Regions from separate parts of the Homo sapiens genome. Here region 1 is linked to region 2. Evidence: read pairs that join two places in POLR2A ChIA-PET (ENCODE). Cell type or tissue: Panc1. All regions are shown on one strand. Each heading gives the region's core, and the rest is flanking DNA. Links, peaks and the distances in the headings are about the cores only. Region 1 overlaps PRRC2B (proline rich coiled-coil 2B). Region 2 has its middle 11 kb from the start of PRRC2B.

Region 1 (2,500 bases), core at 1-2,500, 110 kb after region 2:
AAAGCTCCGTTGTCAACCAGCTTGCACCCGTGGATATATGGCATTGACCCGCTTGCTTTGATACGAAACAAAAAAGCAGACGACTCCTTCATCCCATCTGCTCCTACCGTGACTGTGGAGTGACGCCTCCTGTGCAGTGCAGATTTGCCCTCCCTGCCTCCTCCCTGTCCTGCCGCGCAGCCAGGGCGCCTTCTCAGCAGTGCTTCCGGCCCAGCCGCCCATCCCTAGGCACAGTGATTTGGCAGCAGGGTCATTTTACTTTGAGGCTTTTTGTTTTAAAATGTAGCCAAGGTTTTTACAAAGGGGAAAGGAAAAGAAAACAAAAACGCAAGCTCCATGTGTATAGCTGAACTTTTATATGTTTCTTGCCAGCCCCTCCGCTCCCTTCCATCTCTAGCCTCTGTCCTGTTTAGTTTGATACGTCACTGCAGTACCTTAAGAGGTGACTCTTAAGAATGCATCCCCTCCTGATTCCTCAGCTGGTTCACCCTTGAGGTTATTTGCAAAAAGAAAAGGAGGTTCTTGAGGGCACCGATTGCGAGCATTCTGGTGCCTGGCTCCCCGCCTGGGAAGCGATGGGGTGCTCAGAGCAGCAGGCAGGTTGGGGGAGGGGGGGGGTCATAGTTGGGTTCCAGCTCCTGGCTTGATGAGCCCAGGGCGCTTACAGGCAGCCCATGAAGTTGATGACAGTTTTAGCATGAGAATCACACAGGGTCCCTGTCCTGGGCTCCTCTAAAGCCAGTGGATGTGCTGGGCACCAGAGACAAATCATGGAGATGGCTGCTGGTGGCTCCCAGGTTGGCCCAGATGGGGTGAGCTGACATACCACAGGCCCATCCCAGGCCCCGTGGGCTCTGCTTCTGGGGCTCCATACCCTGCCCTGCAGGGGTGCTGTGTTTTTCACACATTTCTTTCCCTGAAGCCTTCTGTAACCTGTCATTTTCCTTCCTTCCTCTTCCGGAGCCTGCTGCTTTCTCTGGACCTGTCTCCACCTCCCACACAGCTCATCGTGAACACCACTTGGTGATGGAGGGAGTGGACCCGTGTGTGGTCCCCAAGTGAGGCCACTGGGAGTTTGTCCTTTTCCTCCTTTGCTTCACTCCCAGCAGCAGACCCAGGTTGTCAGGACAGGAGGGCCTGAGCTAAGCAGTAGGCATCAGTCTCGTTTGTCTTCAGACGGCGGGGGCAGGTCCAGGGTGAGGCTGGGTGGAGGGCTGACCAAGGTCCAAAGGGCCTGCGCAGCCTCCGGGAGGGCAGCTTCTCCAGCCAGAGGCTTGTGTGAGCCATCGTGTGCTGGGCTTGTTTTTAAGTAAGAAACAAGGAAATCACTCCAGATTCTGTCATTCCAAGGAAAGGGAAGGGGACAGTTCAGGTTTCTCAGCTGTTCTTAGGGGTCACTGAGCGTCTACCTCCTCCTCCAGAGGAGGCTGGCTCAGAACACCTAGAGGAGGGGGCCGGGGATGCACCCCCCACCAGAGGCTGCCTTCAGCGTCTCACGGGTGCAGGACAGCGCTCAGGCTTGGGCTCTAAGCTCTGTGTCTAGTGTAGAACATGGGGAAGGAGCATCTTAGGAACTGCTGAAGTAACTTCTTACTGCTCTCACAATTCTAAGGAAGCGGGAGAACGGCCTCCTACCAACAGCGCCCACCCCAGAGCTGCCTGGGAAAGGGCAGTTTTACTGAAAGGTGCTTTACTGTTCACCTGCATCTTTCAGCAGCTCCCCTCCTGCCCTCACCTGGTCTTTTCCCTCTTTATCCCAAGCCTTTATGCTTGAGTCCCTTCCCCAGGGGCTGCCCACCCGACAGTTCCAGGCATTCCCTACCTGAGCTTCTTGTCTGCTTTTCCTTCTCCCACTGCAAGCGGCTGCTTGTGGGGCCTGGGATGAGCCCTCTCTGTCCCCACCGGCCCTCCTTGCCAAGCCATTCCTGGGTGAGTTCAGGCCTGCGGGAGCCACACATTCATCTCCACCTGGACACTTGAGCCGCATGGCCAGACCCCTCCCACCTGATGCGGTGGTGCGTGTGATTTGTCAAAAGAAAGCCTTCTGGATGCTGTTAAGATGTACCCTTCAGGTGAACCTGGTATCAGACCCACAGTACTTGCTGTTTGAGAAAAAATAAAAACAAAAAGGTCACCTGTTCTCCAGCCCTTTTCTCTTACCTGGTATTTCCTTCCTTTCTCCTCCCCCACCCCAAATAAAAAAACAAAAAACACTAGAATTTATTTATATGTATTGATGTTGTAGGTCTAGGTGAAAAAAAAAGAAGTAAATGTTTCACTGCTCTATTTATATATAATGTCTGAATTAATTCTGTGCAGGAAAGGCCAGGAAATTGCATGTGAAGTTCGGTGCAGTCACCACCTGTGTGTGACCTGAGCTGCAGTCTCTTCGCTGAGATGCAGGTTTTAAATGAGACTTGGGGGGCTGAGGGCAGGCCTCAGGCCTCCCAGCGCCCCAACCCCTCCTTGGTCTAATGAAATGCAGTTCTTAGTGCAGAGA
Region 2 (12,790 bases), core at 4,752-7,251:
AGTTTGTTGTGATGCACCACTCAAATGCTGGGGTTATCTGTCGGTAGCCAACCTGACTAATACATAACCTTTTCAATTATTACTGTACAATTAATTTTTTTTTTTTTGAGACGGAGTCTCGCTTTGTCACCAGGCCGGAGTGCAGTGGCGCATTCGGGGCTCACTGCAACCTCCGCCTCCCAGGTTCAAGTGATTCTTCTGCTTCAGCCTCCCAAGTAGCTGGGATTACTGGCACACGCCACCATGCCCAGCTAATTTTTGTATTTTTAGTACAGACGGGGTTTCACCATGTTGGCCAGGATGGTCTCAATCTCCTAACCTCGTGATCCGCGCGCCTCAGCCTCCCAAAGTGTTGGGTTTACAGGCGTGAGCCACTGCTCCTGGCCTATACTATTAATTTTTTTTTTATACCTCCACAATTGTACTTTTGGAGGATATGGTCTTTTGTGATGGCATTTTATTTAATTTTTCCTTTTTCTTTTGTGTGTGTGTGTGTGTGTGATGGCATTTAAATGTGTGCATGCCTCTCCTCAACAGAATTGTAAGCCCCTCTTTGAGTTCTGTTTCTGCACCCCCACCCCAGCCCTGGGCTCCACATCCACAGTGCCCAGGTCCTGGGACGATGCCTACGGAATGACAAGAGGGTTTAGTGTCCAAGGCGAGGTGGAAAGATTTTCTTCTTTGTTGCATTTCATTCTGCCGCTTTCTCCTCTCCTCTCTGTTTTGTTTATTTGTTTGTTTTGTTTTTAGACAAGGTCTTGCCCTCTCGCCCAGGCTAGAGTGCAGTGGCACACACATGGCTCCCTGCAGCCTCAATTTCTTGGGCTGAAGTGATCCTCCTGCCTTAGCCTCCTGAGTAGTTGGGACCACAGGCATTAATCACCACACCTGGCTAATTTTTAAATTTTTTGTAGAAATGGCATTTCCCTCTGTTGCCCAGGCTAATCTTGAACCCCTGGGCCCAAGCGATCTTCCTACCTTGGCCTTTCAAAGCGCTGGGATGGCTGGGCATGGTGGCTTACGCTTGTAATCCCAGCATTTTGGGAGGCTGAGGCAGGTGGATCATGAGATCAGGAGTTTGAGACCAGTCTGACCAACATGGTGAAACCCTGTCTCTACTAAAAATTCAAAAATTAGCCAGGCGTGGTGGTACCCACCTGTAATCCCAGCTACTCGGGAGGCTGAGGCAGGAGAATCGCTTGAACCCAGGAGGCGGAGGTTGCAGTGAGCAGAGATTGCACCATTGCATTCCAGCCCGGACGACAAGAGTGAAACTCTGTCTCAAAAAAAAAAAAAAAAAAAAAGTCCTGGCAGGCCTGTGCTCACAAAGGCAGGGGGTGCTCCTATGCCACAGGTCTCTAGCCTCCCAGAGGAGGACCATAGCTGGAGGGGGAATGACACACCATTGGGGCCCAGGTGTGGAATCTAAAATGCACCAAGAATAATGAGATAATTGGGCTTCCTTGGACTATGTTCCCACAGGTCAGGTCCCCACCTGCAAAAGTTCCCCAAGGGCTGTGAGCAGCAGCTTTTCCCAAGCGCTCAGCCTCCATCCCAGCCCTGGGAGGGTGAGCTGAACACTCCTGTGCTCTCTTCCATTCTCTTCAGAGGAGAAATTAACTAGTGAAATACCAGCTTTTTGTCTCTGTGGATTTGCCTGTTCTGGGCATTTTGAGTGTTTTGTTTTGTTTTTGTTTTTGTTTTTTTAATTGAGATACAGTCTTACTCTGTTGCCCAGGCTGAAGTGCAGTGGTGTGATTTTTGGCCCACTGCAAACTGCCTCCCATGTTTAAGTGATTCTCCTGCGTCAGCCTCCTGAGTAGCTGGGACTGCAGGTATCTGCCACCACACCCGGCTAATTTTTGTATTTTTAGTAGAGACGAGGTTTCACCATGTTGGCCAGGCTGGTCTTGAACTCCTGACCTCAAGTGATCTGCCCACCTCGGCCTTCCAACGTGCTGGGATTACAGGTGTAAGGCACCGTGCCTGACCTTTTTTTAAAAATTATTTTTGCAATCTAAGGCAGGATGGACATTTTGTACAAAGGGAATCATGCAATACCTGGCCTTTTGTGTTCAGCTTCTTTCCCTTAGCATAACGCCTTTCAGCTTCATCCATGTGGTACCATGTGTCAGCACTTCTTTCCTTGTGTCTATCCATTCATCAGCTGATGGAATTTGGGATTGTTTCTGCCTTTGGCTATTGTGAATAATGATGATATGAACATTCGTGTATACTTTTTTGTTAGAACATCTGTTTTCCATGTGTTGGGGTATATATCCAGGAGTAGAATTTCTGGGTCATATGAGAATTCTGTGTTTAACTCTGAGAAACCACTAAACTCTTTTCCACAGTAGCTGCACTATTTTACATTTCCACCAACAATGTATGAATGTTCCAGTATCTCTGTATCTTTGTCAACACTTGTTATTTTCCATTTTTTTGGATGATGGCCATGCTAGTGGGTACAAAGTTGTATCTCATAGTGGTTTTGATTTGCATTTCCCTGCTGGCTGGTGATATTGAGCATCTTTTCATGTGCTCATCGGCCATGTGTATATCTTCTTTGAAGAAATACCTATTCAAGTCCTTGGTCCATTTTTTTTTTTTTTTTTTGGAGATGGAGTCTCACTCTGTCACCCAGGCTGGAGTGCAATGGTGCGATCACAGCTCACTACAACCTCCGCCTCCTGGGTTTAAGCAATTCTCCTGCCTCAGCCTCCTGAGTAGCTGGGATTACAGGCACACGCCACCATGCCTGGCTAATTTGTGTATTTTTAGTAGAGACGGGGTTTCACCATGTTGGCTAGGCTGGCCTTTAACTCCTGACCTCGTGATCCACCCGCCTCAGCCTCCCAAAGTGCTGGGATTACAGGCGTCAGCTACCGCACCCAGCCAGCCTTTTTTTTTTCAGTGGTTGTTTGCCTTTTTGTTCTTGAGTTGTAAGAGTTATTTATATATATATAATAATTTTTTTTTTTTTTGAGATGGAATCTCACTCTGTCGCCCAGGCTGGAGTGCAGTGGTGCAATCTTGGCTCACTGCAACCTCTGCCTCCTGGGTTTGAGCAATTCTCCTGCCTCAGCCTCCCAAGCAGCTGAGACTACAGGTGTGCACCACCACGCCCAGCTAATTTTGTGGATTGCTTGAGCCCAGGAGTTGGAGGCTGCAGTGAGCTATGATCATGCCACTGCACTCCAGCCTGGTGACAGAGTGAGATTTTCTCTAAAACATAAATAAAAATCTTAATAAAAGAGTTCTTAAGCTGGGCACGGGCACGGTGGCTCACACGTGTAATCTCAGCACTTTGCGAGGCCGAGGCGAGCAGGTCACCTGAGGTCAGGATTTCGAGACCAGCCTGGGCAACATGGTGAAACCTTATCTCTACTAAAAATACAACAAATTAGCCAGGCGTGGTGGTGCGTGCCTGTAATCCCAGCTACTTGGGAGGCTGAGGCAGGAGAATCCCTTGAACCCGGGAGGCGGAGGTTGCAGTGAGCTGAGATTGCGCCATTGCACTCCAGCCTGCAAAACAGAGCAAAAACTCCGCCTCAAAAAAGAAAAAAAAAAAGGCCGGCCGCAGTGGCTCATGCCTGTAATCCCAGCACTTTGGAGGCTGAGGCGGGAGAATTACGAGGTCGGGAGTTTGAGACAAGCCTGGCCAACATGGTGAAATCCCATCTCTACTAAAAATACAAAAAATTAGCTGGGCATGGTAGCAGGCGCCTGTAATCCCGGCTACTCGGAAGGCTGAGGCAGGAGAACCGCTTGAACCTAGGAGGCAGAAGTTGCAGTGAGCTGAGATCACACTACTGCACTCCAGCCCGGGTGACAGTGTGACAGTGTGAGATTCTGTCTCCAAAAAAAAAAAAAGAGTGATTTGTATATTCTGGGTACCAGACCCTTCTCAGACATATGGTGTACACATATTTTCTCCCACTCTGTGGGTCGTTGTCTCACTTTTTTGACATCAGGTTAGATTTTGAGATCTATTTCTCCAGGGCCTACACTTCTGAGATACCGGCCTACGCTACATAGGGCAAGACTTGATTACTAAATTCTGCTGCCAATGACCCTCCTTCATCCTACCCTTATCCTACCACCTCCACCTCACATGTCAGCTTCACTAGTTGTTGTGTCTTCCTGGGTCTCCATGTTGAGGAATATTCTCAAGCGGTTGAGCAGGAAGAGGACTGTAGTTCAGGAATGCTGCCATGGGCACAGAAAGGGAGCAGGTGGGATGGCTTCCTGGGACTTGGCCATTCCTGTTCTTTATTTGGGAGGCTGCTTTGAGAGCTGCCTCTTTTCTTTTCATTTCCTTTCTCAAACCCAACCCTTCAATAATTTTTCATTGCTTCTTATACTCAACCAGAGTTTCCAAGTTCTGGTTCTTTTTTTTTTTTTTTTTTTGAGACGGAGTCTTGCTCTGTCCCCCAGGCTGGAGTGCAATGGTGCGATCTCGGCTCGCTGCAACCTCCGCCTCCCGGGTTCACGCCATTCTCCTGCCTCAGCCTCCTGAGTAGTTGGGACTACAGGAGCTCGCCACCATGCCCAGCCAATTGTTTTGTATTTTTAATAGAGATGGGGTTTCACCGTGTTAGCCAGGATGGTCTTGATCTCCTGACCTCGTGATCTGCCTGCCTCGGCCTCCCAAAGTGCTGGGATTATAGGCGTGAGCCACCGCGCCTGGCCAATTCTTTTTTTAAGTTTGTTATTTTTATTATTGTTTTTTTGGGACAGTCTCGCTCTGTCCCCCAGGCTGGAGTACAGTGGCGTGATCCCAGCTCACTGCAACCTCTGCCTCCCAGGTTCAAGCGATTCTTGTGCCTCAGCCTCCTGCGTCACTGGGACTACGGGCACGTACCACCATGCCTGGCTAATTTTTGTATTTTTAGTAGAGACAGGGTTTCACCGTGTGGGCCAGGCTGGTCTTGAACTCCTGGCCTCAAGTGATCTCCCTGTCTTGGCCTCCCAGAGTTTCCAAGTTTTATTTATTTATTTATTTTTGAAGACTGAGTCTCACTCTGTCGCCCAGGCTGGAGTGCAGTGGCATGATCTCAGCTCACTGCAACCTCCGCCTCCTTGGTTCAAGCAATTCTTCTGCCTCAGCTGCCCAAGTAGCTGGGATTACAGGCATCCGCCACCACGCCCGGCTAAGTTTTGTATTTTCAGTAGAGACGGGGTTTCACTATGTTGGTCAGGATGGTCTCAAACTCCTGACTTCAGGTGATCCACCCTCCTCGGCTTCTCAAAGTGCTAGGATTACAGACGTGAGCTACCAAGCTGGACCAGAGTTTCCAAGTTGTAAATCTTACCCTCATTTGTTCTTTTATTCCCCAGTCTCTGGTCTTTGCCTCCTCTCTTTCTCCAGTGTCTGATGGGAAATGGAGGGCAAAATTATAAAGACTGGCTGTGGTTTGAAGAGAGGATGCCAGGAGTCCCAGGGAACCCCTGTGTTGTTGAGCCCCTCGGAGACTTGCTTTTATCCTGTGTGTGTGTTCACTGCTAAGGCTCAGATGTCCCTCCCTGCTGTGAGCTTCTGGGTCTGTGCAAGGGCCCCCTGCTGCTGGTTCGTTCGGACCCAGTGTTGTATTTTTAGCTCCAGGCCCCCATTCCTTTTTTTTTTTTGGAGACAGAGTCTTGCTCTGTTGCCTGTCGCCCAGGCTGGAGTGCAGTGGTGTGATCTCGGCTCACAGCAACCTTCGTCTCCCAAGCTCAAGCGAATCTCCTGCCTCAGCCTTCCAAGTAGCTGGGATTATAGGTGTGCACCACCACGCCCGGCTAATTTTTGTACTTTTAGTAGAGACGGAGTTTCACCATATTGGCCAGGCTGTTCTCGAACTCCTGACCTCAAGTGATCCGCCCGCCTTGGCTTCCCAAAGTGCTGGGATGACAGGCCTGAGCCACCGCACCCAGCCAGGCCCCCCATTCCTGTAGGAGTGCACCTCCCCTCAGGTGGGGCCACATCTCTAGTGGCTACCAGACAGCGTGGGATGTCCTCCCGGTGCTCAGACACTCCCATCCCCAGGCCTTTGTTCATGCTGGTCCCTCCATCTGGAATGTTCCTCCACAGTCTCCGCTGATTAAACTCTGCTCTTCCTTTAAGGCCTGGCCTCAAAAGCACCTGCACCGAGAAGGCCTCCTCCGGCTCCCCAGCTGGAATCCATTTCCCCCTGGAATATTGTTCATTTTTCCCCTTCAGTTTAGATGACTCCACTTTCTAAACTGAACATGGGAACTCATGCTGTGTCTCGTTAGTACAACTGCACTGTGGAGAACAGGTGCAGAGCATTTGAAAGCGGCCAGTCCAAGAATCCTGGAACAGCTCATGACTGCACCAGCTGGAGGCCTCACATTCCTGGATCAGATCATATTACAAGTTAGCTGTGGCCAAATCCCTGTTATCCTCCTACCCTTTCTCGGGAAGGAGGAAGCACTAGACCACGTTAAGAGCCAGGTCCCAAGATATTCAGGCCCAGCTTAGGCTGTGTCTGGCAGGTAGTGAAAGAAAGCTCACGAAATCAGTCTTTATTCTTGTAGGGTTTTTGTTTGTTTGTTTTGGTTTTGGTTTCTCTTTTTTTTTTTTTTTTTTTGAGACAGAGTCTCGCCCTGTCACCCAGGCTGGAGTGCAGTGGCCCAGGATGGAGTGCAGCGGCTCGATCTCGGCTTACTGCAACCTCCGCCTCATGGGTTCAAATGATTCTCCAGCCTCAGCCTCCCAAATAGCTGGGACTACAGATGCCCACCACCATGCCCAGCTAATTTTTTGTATTTTTAGTAGAGACAGGGTTTCACTGTGTTAGCCAGGATGGTCTGGATCTCTTGACCTCGTAATCCACCCGCCTCGGCCTCCCAAAGTGCTGGGATTACAGGCATAAGTCACTGCGCCCGGCCGGTTTTGGTTTATTTTTTGCGACAGGCTTGCTCTGTCACCCAGGTTGGAGTCCAGTGGCACAGTCATGGCTCCTTGGACCCTCTGCCTCCTGGGTTCAGCTGATCTTCCCACCTCAGCCCCTGAGTAGCTGGGACCACAGGCACGTACCACCATACCCGGCTATTTTTTTTTTTTTTTTTTTTTTTGGAGACAGAGTATTGCTCTGTTGCCCAGGCTGGAGTGCAGTGGCACGATCTCAGCTCACTGCAACCTCTGTCTGCCTCCCGTGCTCAAGCGATTCTCATCCCTCAGCCTCCTGAGTAGCTGGGATTACAGGCACCTGCCACCACGCCTGGCTAATTTTTGTATGTATGTATGTATGTATGTATGTATTTTATTTGAGGTGGAGTCTCACTCTGTCACCCAGGCTTAAGTGTGGTGGCACGATCTTGGCTCGCTGCAACCTCCACCTCCCAGGTTCAAGTGATTCTCCTGCCTCAGCCTCCCAAGTAGCTGGGATTACAGGCACGCACCACCATGCCCGGCTAATTTTTTGTATTTTTAGTAGAGACAGGGTTTCACCATCATGGCCAAGCTGGTTTCAAACTCCTGACCTCAAGTGATCCGCCCACCTCGGCCTCCCAAAGTGCTAGGATTACAGGTGTGAGCCACTGCGCCCGGCCTAATTTTTGTATTTTTAGTAGAGATGGGGTTTCACCATCTTGGCCAGGCTGGTCTTGAACTCTTGACCTTGTGATCCACCCGCCTCAGCCTCCCAAAGTGCTGGGATTACAGGCGTGAGCCACTGCGCCTGGCTTAATTTTGCACTTTTTTAGTAGAGACGGGGTTTCACCATGCTGATCAGGCTAGTCATGAACTCCTGACCTCAAGTGATCCACCCACCTTAGCCTCCCAAAGTGCTGGGATTACAGCTGTGAGCCACCGCGCCTGGTCGAAGGAGACATTTTCACATTGGCTGTAACAGGAGTGGAACCAGAGCTGGAAGATGGACAGGAAGTAACTGAGTGAAACCAGGAGAGCAAGGCTGGAGAGAGTGGGCATGAACCAATGAGCAAGTGTTGGGTTGTGTTTTGTTTCCTTTTAGTTAATTAATTTAATTTTTTGAGATGGAGTTTCACTCTTGTCGCCCAGGCTGGAGTGCAATGGTGTGATCTTGGCTGACTATAACCTCTGCCTCCTGGGTTCAAGCGATTCTCCTGCCTCAGCCTCCCGAGTAGCTGGGATTACAGGCATGAGCTACACCAGTAAGTTTCCTAATATTTAAAAGAAAACAGCCGGGCACTGTGGCACATGCCTATAATCCCAGCTACTTGGGAGGCTGAGGCAGGAGAATCACTTGAACCTGGTAGGCGGAAGTGGCAGTGAGCTGAGATCGTGCTGTTGCACTCCAGCCTGGGTAACGAGCGAAAAACTCCGTCTCAAAAAAAAAAAAAGTTTCCTTCAGGGTCCCCCAAATGTCCTGGGAAATCCCACCCAGGAGCCAGCCCTCACTGGCAGCCTCAGACCACAGACAGCAGCTGCCACAGCTGGCCCAGCACATCAGCCTTGCTCTCCCCTGGAAAGGCTAAACTTCCCAGACTGGCACTGCTGGATTCTTCTAGTCCTGGCTCGGCTACCCATGTCATTTGTGTCCTTGCCTATGTAAGTCACTTAACTTCTGACCTAAATTTCCTTATCCGTAAAGTGGGAGAAATAATAACAGTCTTGCAAGTGTTAATTAAGTTATCTTAGCAGCATGCCTGGCCCAGAAAAATGCTCAGTAAACAACAGCTATCCTCATTCTTTTTTTTGAGGCGGAGTCTCGCCTTGTCGCCCAGGCTGGAGTGCAGTGGTGTGATCTCGGCTCACTGCAAGCTCCGCCTCCTGGGTTCACGCCATTCTCCTGCCTCAGCCTCCTGAATAGCTGGGACTACAGGCGCCCACCACCACGCCCGGCTAATCTTTTGTATTTGTAGTAGAGATGGGGTTTCACCATGTTAGCCAGGATGGTCTCAATCTCCTGACCTCGTGATCCGCCCACCTCGGCCTCCCAAAGTGCTGGGATTACAGGCGTGAACCACGGCGCCCGGCCATCATTCTTATTGTTGTCATCTCAGAGAGAAGTGCAGAGAGAAGAGGATTTCCTGAACTTGGGATGTGGTTTGGATGTAGCCTAACCATTGAGTTTTACGGGGCAAGTGAAGGATCTCTGTTTGTTTGTTTTTTTTAAGAGATAGGGTCTTGCTCTGTTGCCCAGGCTGGAGTGCAGTGGCGTGAACATGTCTCACTGCAGCCTCGACTTCCTGGGCTCAAGCAATCCTCCCACCTCAGCCTCCGGAATAGCTGGGACTGCAAGTGTGCACCAACATTCTCGGCTAATTTTTTAATTTTTTTGTGGAGATGGGGCATCTCACTGTTGCCTATGCTGCTGGTCTTGAACTCCTGGGTTCAAGCAGTTTTCCTGCCTTGGCCTCCCAGAGTCCCGTGATTATAGGTGTGAGCCACTGCGCCTGGCCTATGCCTGTGGCTTTTTAACTCCCAGGGATGCAGCAGCTCCCACTGTCCCCAGAGGGTGTCACCCCACTTCCAGATCTGCCCGAGGAACAGAGCCTTTGACTTGACTTTCCCCCCTTAATACTTCCTCATCTGTCTTCCCAGAACACCCACGTCCTTCCAGGTTTTTCATACGCTTATGTCCTCTCTTGTCAGATGATAAAAACGGGTAACCCTATGAGTCCCAGGGTCCCTTCTGTTGTAGCCAATGAGGTCAAGGGCCAGACACCCATTCTGCCATTCAACAAACCAACCAAATTCATTGAGCACTCACTATTTGCCAGGCACCATGCTTGATGCTAAGGATAGCACAGGTGTATTAGGGTTCTCTTAGAGGGACAGAACTAGTAGGATATATATAATCATATATATATATAAGTCATATATATATATAGGAGTTTATTAAGTATTAATTTACACGATCACAAGGTCCCACAACAGGCTGGCTGTCTGCAAGCTGAGGAGCATGGAGAGCCGGTCCAGGTTCCAAAACTGAAGAACTTTGGGAGAAAGATGTAGGCTGTGAAGTTAGGCCTGTCTCTTTCTTTCTTTCTTTCTTTCTTTTTTGAGACAGTCTCGCTCTTGTTGCCCAGGCTGGAGTGCAATGGCACGATCTCGGCTCACCGCCACCTCAGCCTTCCGGGTTCAAGCGATTCTTCTGCCTCATCCTCCCAAGTAGCTGGGATTACAGGCATGCACCACCACGCCTGGTTAATTTTGTATTTTTAGTAGAGACGGGATTTCTCCATGTTGGTCAGGCTGGTCTCGAACTCCCGATCTCAGGTGATCCGCCCGTCTCCGCCTCCCAAAGTGCTGGGATTACAGGCGTGAGCCACCGCGCCCGGCCACCTGTCTCTCTCTCTCTTAGTTTTCTGCCTGTTTTATGTTCCGTGGCAGCTGATTGGATTGTGCCCACCAGATTAAGGGTGGGTCTGCCTTCCCCGGCCACTGACTCAAATGTTAATCTCTTTTGGCAACACCCTCACAGACACACCCAGGATTAATACTTTATATCTTTCAATACAATCAAGTTGACACTCAGTATTAACCATCACAGCAGAGAACCAAATGGACTAAGTCCTTGTCCTCCTGAGCCTTAGACCGATATCTCCCTTGTGCCAGACTTAATCCCTGAGGGATTTGCATCAAATAAGACAGATGCGGTCATCCTGCCTCTCACGGTACTGTCATCTCCTCCACTTCCCAAACTTTGGCAAAGGCTGTGAGGAACAGTGGAGAAGGTAAAGAGCTCACTGCCCCTGTGCCACCACCGAGAGTGTGAAACCTGCCCAGCACTGAGTGGCATGTGCTATAAAGTATAAAATACATGCCGGACTTGAAGACTTCATGTGACCACAAAGAATGTCAGTGATCTCATTTATAATTTTAAAATATTAATTACCTGTTGCAACAGTAATATTTTTGATATAGTAGGCTAAATAAAATTCATTATTAGGCCAGGTGCAGTGGCCCATGCCTGTAATCCCAGCACTTTGGGAGGCCCAGGTGGGTGGATCACTTGAGGCCAGGAGTTCAAGACCAGCTTGGCCAACATGGCAAAACCCCATCTCTACCTAAAATACAAAAAGTTAGCTGGGTGCGATGGCACACGCTATGTAGGAGGCTGAGGCATGAGAATCATTTGAACGCATTGTGGGCGGGGGGCCGAGGTTGCAGTGAGCCGAGATTGCTCCACTGCACTCCAGCCTGGGCAACAGAGCGAGACGCTGTCTAAAAAAAAAAAAAAATCATTATTAAAATTAATTTCATCAACTTTTACTTTTACTTTTTTTTTTTTTTTTTTTAGATGGAGATTCCCTCTTGTTGCCCAGGCTGGAGTGCAGTGGTGCAATCTTGGCTTACTGCTACCTCCACCTCCCAGGTTCAAGCAATTCTCCTGCCTCAGCCTCCCGAGTAGCTGGGATTACAGGCATACACCACCACACCCATCTAATTTTTTGTATTTCGTAGAGATGGGGTTTCACCATGTTGGTCAGGCTGGTCTTGAACTCCCAACCTCAGGTGATCCGCGCACCTCGGACTCCCAAAGTGCTGGGATTACAGACGTGTGCCACCACGCCCAGCACTTTTTTTCTTTTCTTTTCTTTTGAGACAGAGTCTTGCTCTGTCACCAGGCTGGAGTGCAGTGGCGCGATCTTGGCTCACTGCAACCTCCGCCTCCTGGGTTCAAGTGATTCACCTGCCTCATCCTCCTGAATAGCTAGGACTACAGGCACACGCCACTATGCTCAGCTAATTTTTGTATTTTTAATAGAGACAGGGTTTCACCATGTTGGCCAGGATGGTCTCGATCTCTTGACCTCGTGATCCGCCCTCCTTGGACTTCCAAAGTGCTGGGATTACCGCACCTGGCCCCTCCTTTTACCTTTTTTTTTTTTTTTTTTGAGACGGAGTCTCGCTCCGTTGCCCAGGCTGGAGTGCAGTGGCATGATCTTGGCTCACTGCAACCTCCCCCTCCCGGATTCAACCAATTCTCCTGCCTCGTCCTTCCAAGTAGCTGGGACTACAAGTGCATGCCGCCACTCCTGGCAAATTTTTTGTATTTTAGTAGAGATGGGGGTTTCACCATGTTGCCCAGGCTGGTCTCGAACTCCTGAGCTCAGGCAATCCACCCACCTTGGCCTCCCAAAGTGCTGGGATTACAGGTGTGAGCCACTGCGCCTGGCTCCTTTCAATTTTTTTTTTTTTTTTTTTTGAGACAGAGTTTCGCTCTTGTTGCCCAAGCGGGAATGCAGTGCTGGGATCACGGCTTACCACAACCTCCGCTTCCCTGGTGAATCAAGCGATTCTCCTGCCTCAGCCTCCCAAGTAACTGGGATTACAGGCATGCGCCACCATGCCTGGCTCAGTTTTTGTATTTTTAGTAGAGATGGGGTTTCTCCATGTTGGTCAGGCTGGTCTCACACTCCCAACCTCAGGCAATCCGCCCACCTTGGCCTCCCAAAGTGCTAGGATCACATGCATGAGCCACTGTGCCTGGCTGGGCAAGTCACTGAACTTTCTGATGCTCTATTTTCTCGACTGTTAAGTGCAGGTATTCAAAACACCAGGTATGTTTTCTTCCTCTGACACCTTGCTGGATGCTTTGTCCCCATAGTGGTGACAGTAGGGGAAGGGAGGCTGGGCACCCACCTCCAGGCTTGCTGAGGTTTGGAGGCTTTAGTGCATGTGCTTATTTGGCTGGTTTTGTGAGCCGTGTGTTTTGTGTGGTTGGTCAGGAGCCATGATTTTGGCCTCAGTTGTCCAGGCATCCACTTTTCAACCACCATGGAGATTGAGTGCTTACTTTGTGCCAAGCTCTCTTCTCTGCTTGGGGATCCCAGCTGGAGAGACACCACAGTG

What was found. Peaks named below come from ENCODE experiments on the same cell type or tissue, not always from the same donor. Only the 100,000 strongest peaks of a DNase experiment are listed, where the experiment ranks them.
Region 1: POLR2A ChIA-PET joins it to region 2 with 14 read pairs; 14 of 35 experiments call an interaction of 5 or more read pairs at or near these places.

Annotation. Positions count from the first base shown.
Region 1 is chr9:131,496,019-131,498,518 of GRCh38, forward strand. PRRC2B (proline rich coiled-coil 2B) reads left to right here. Exons shown (of 32, transcript NM_013318.4): 32 at 1-2,500. Among named protein-coding and RNA genes, the nearest start is that of POMT1, 5.6 kb to the right of the region's middle. In Panc1, for the core only: no CTCF peak of the experiment used is centred there; no DNase peak of the experiment used is centred there.
Region 2 is chr9:131,377,027-131,389,816 of GRCh38, forward strand. It overlaps a transcript of PRRC2B not described here. Among named protein-coding and RNA genes, the nearest start is that of PRRC2B, 11 kb to the right of the region's middle. In Panc1, for the core only: no CTCF peak of the experiment used is centred there; no DNase peak of the experiment used is centred there; H3K27ac peaks cover 1,274 bases.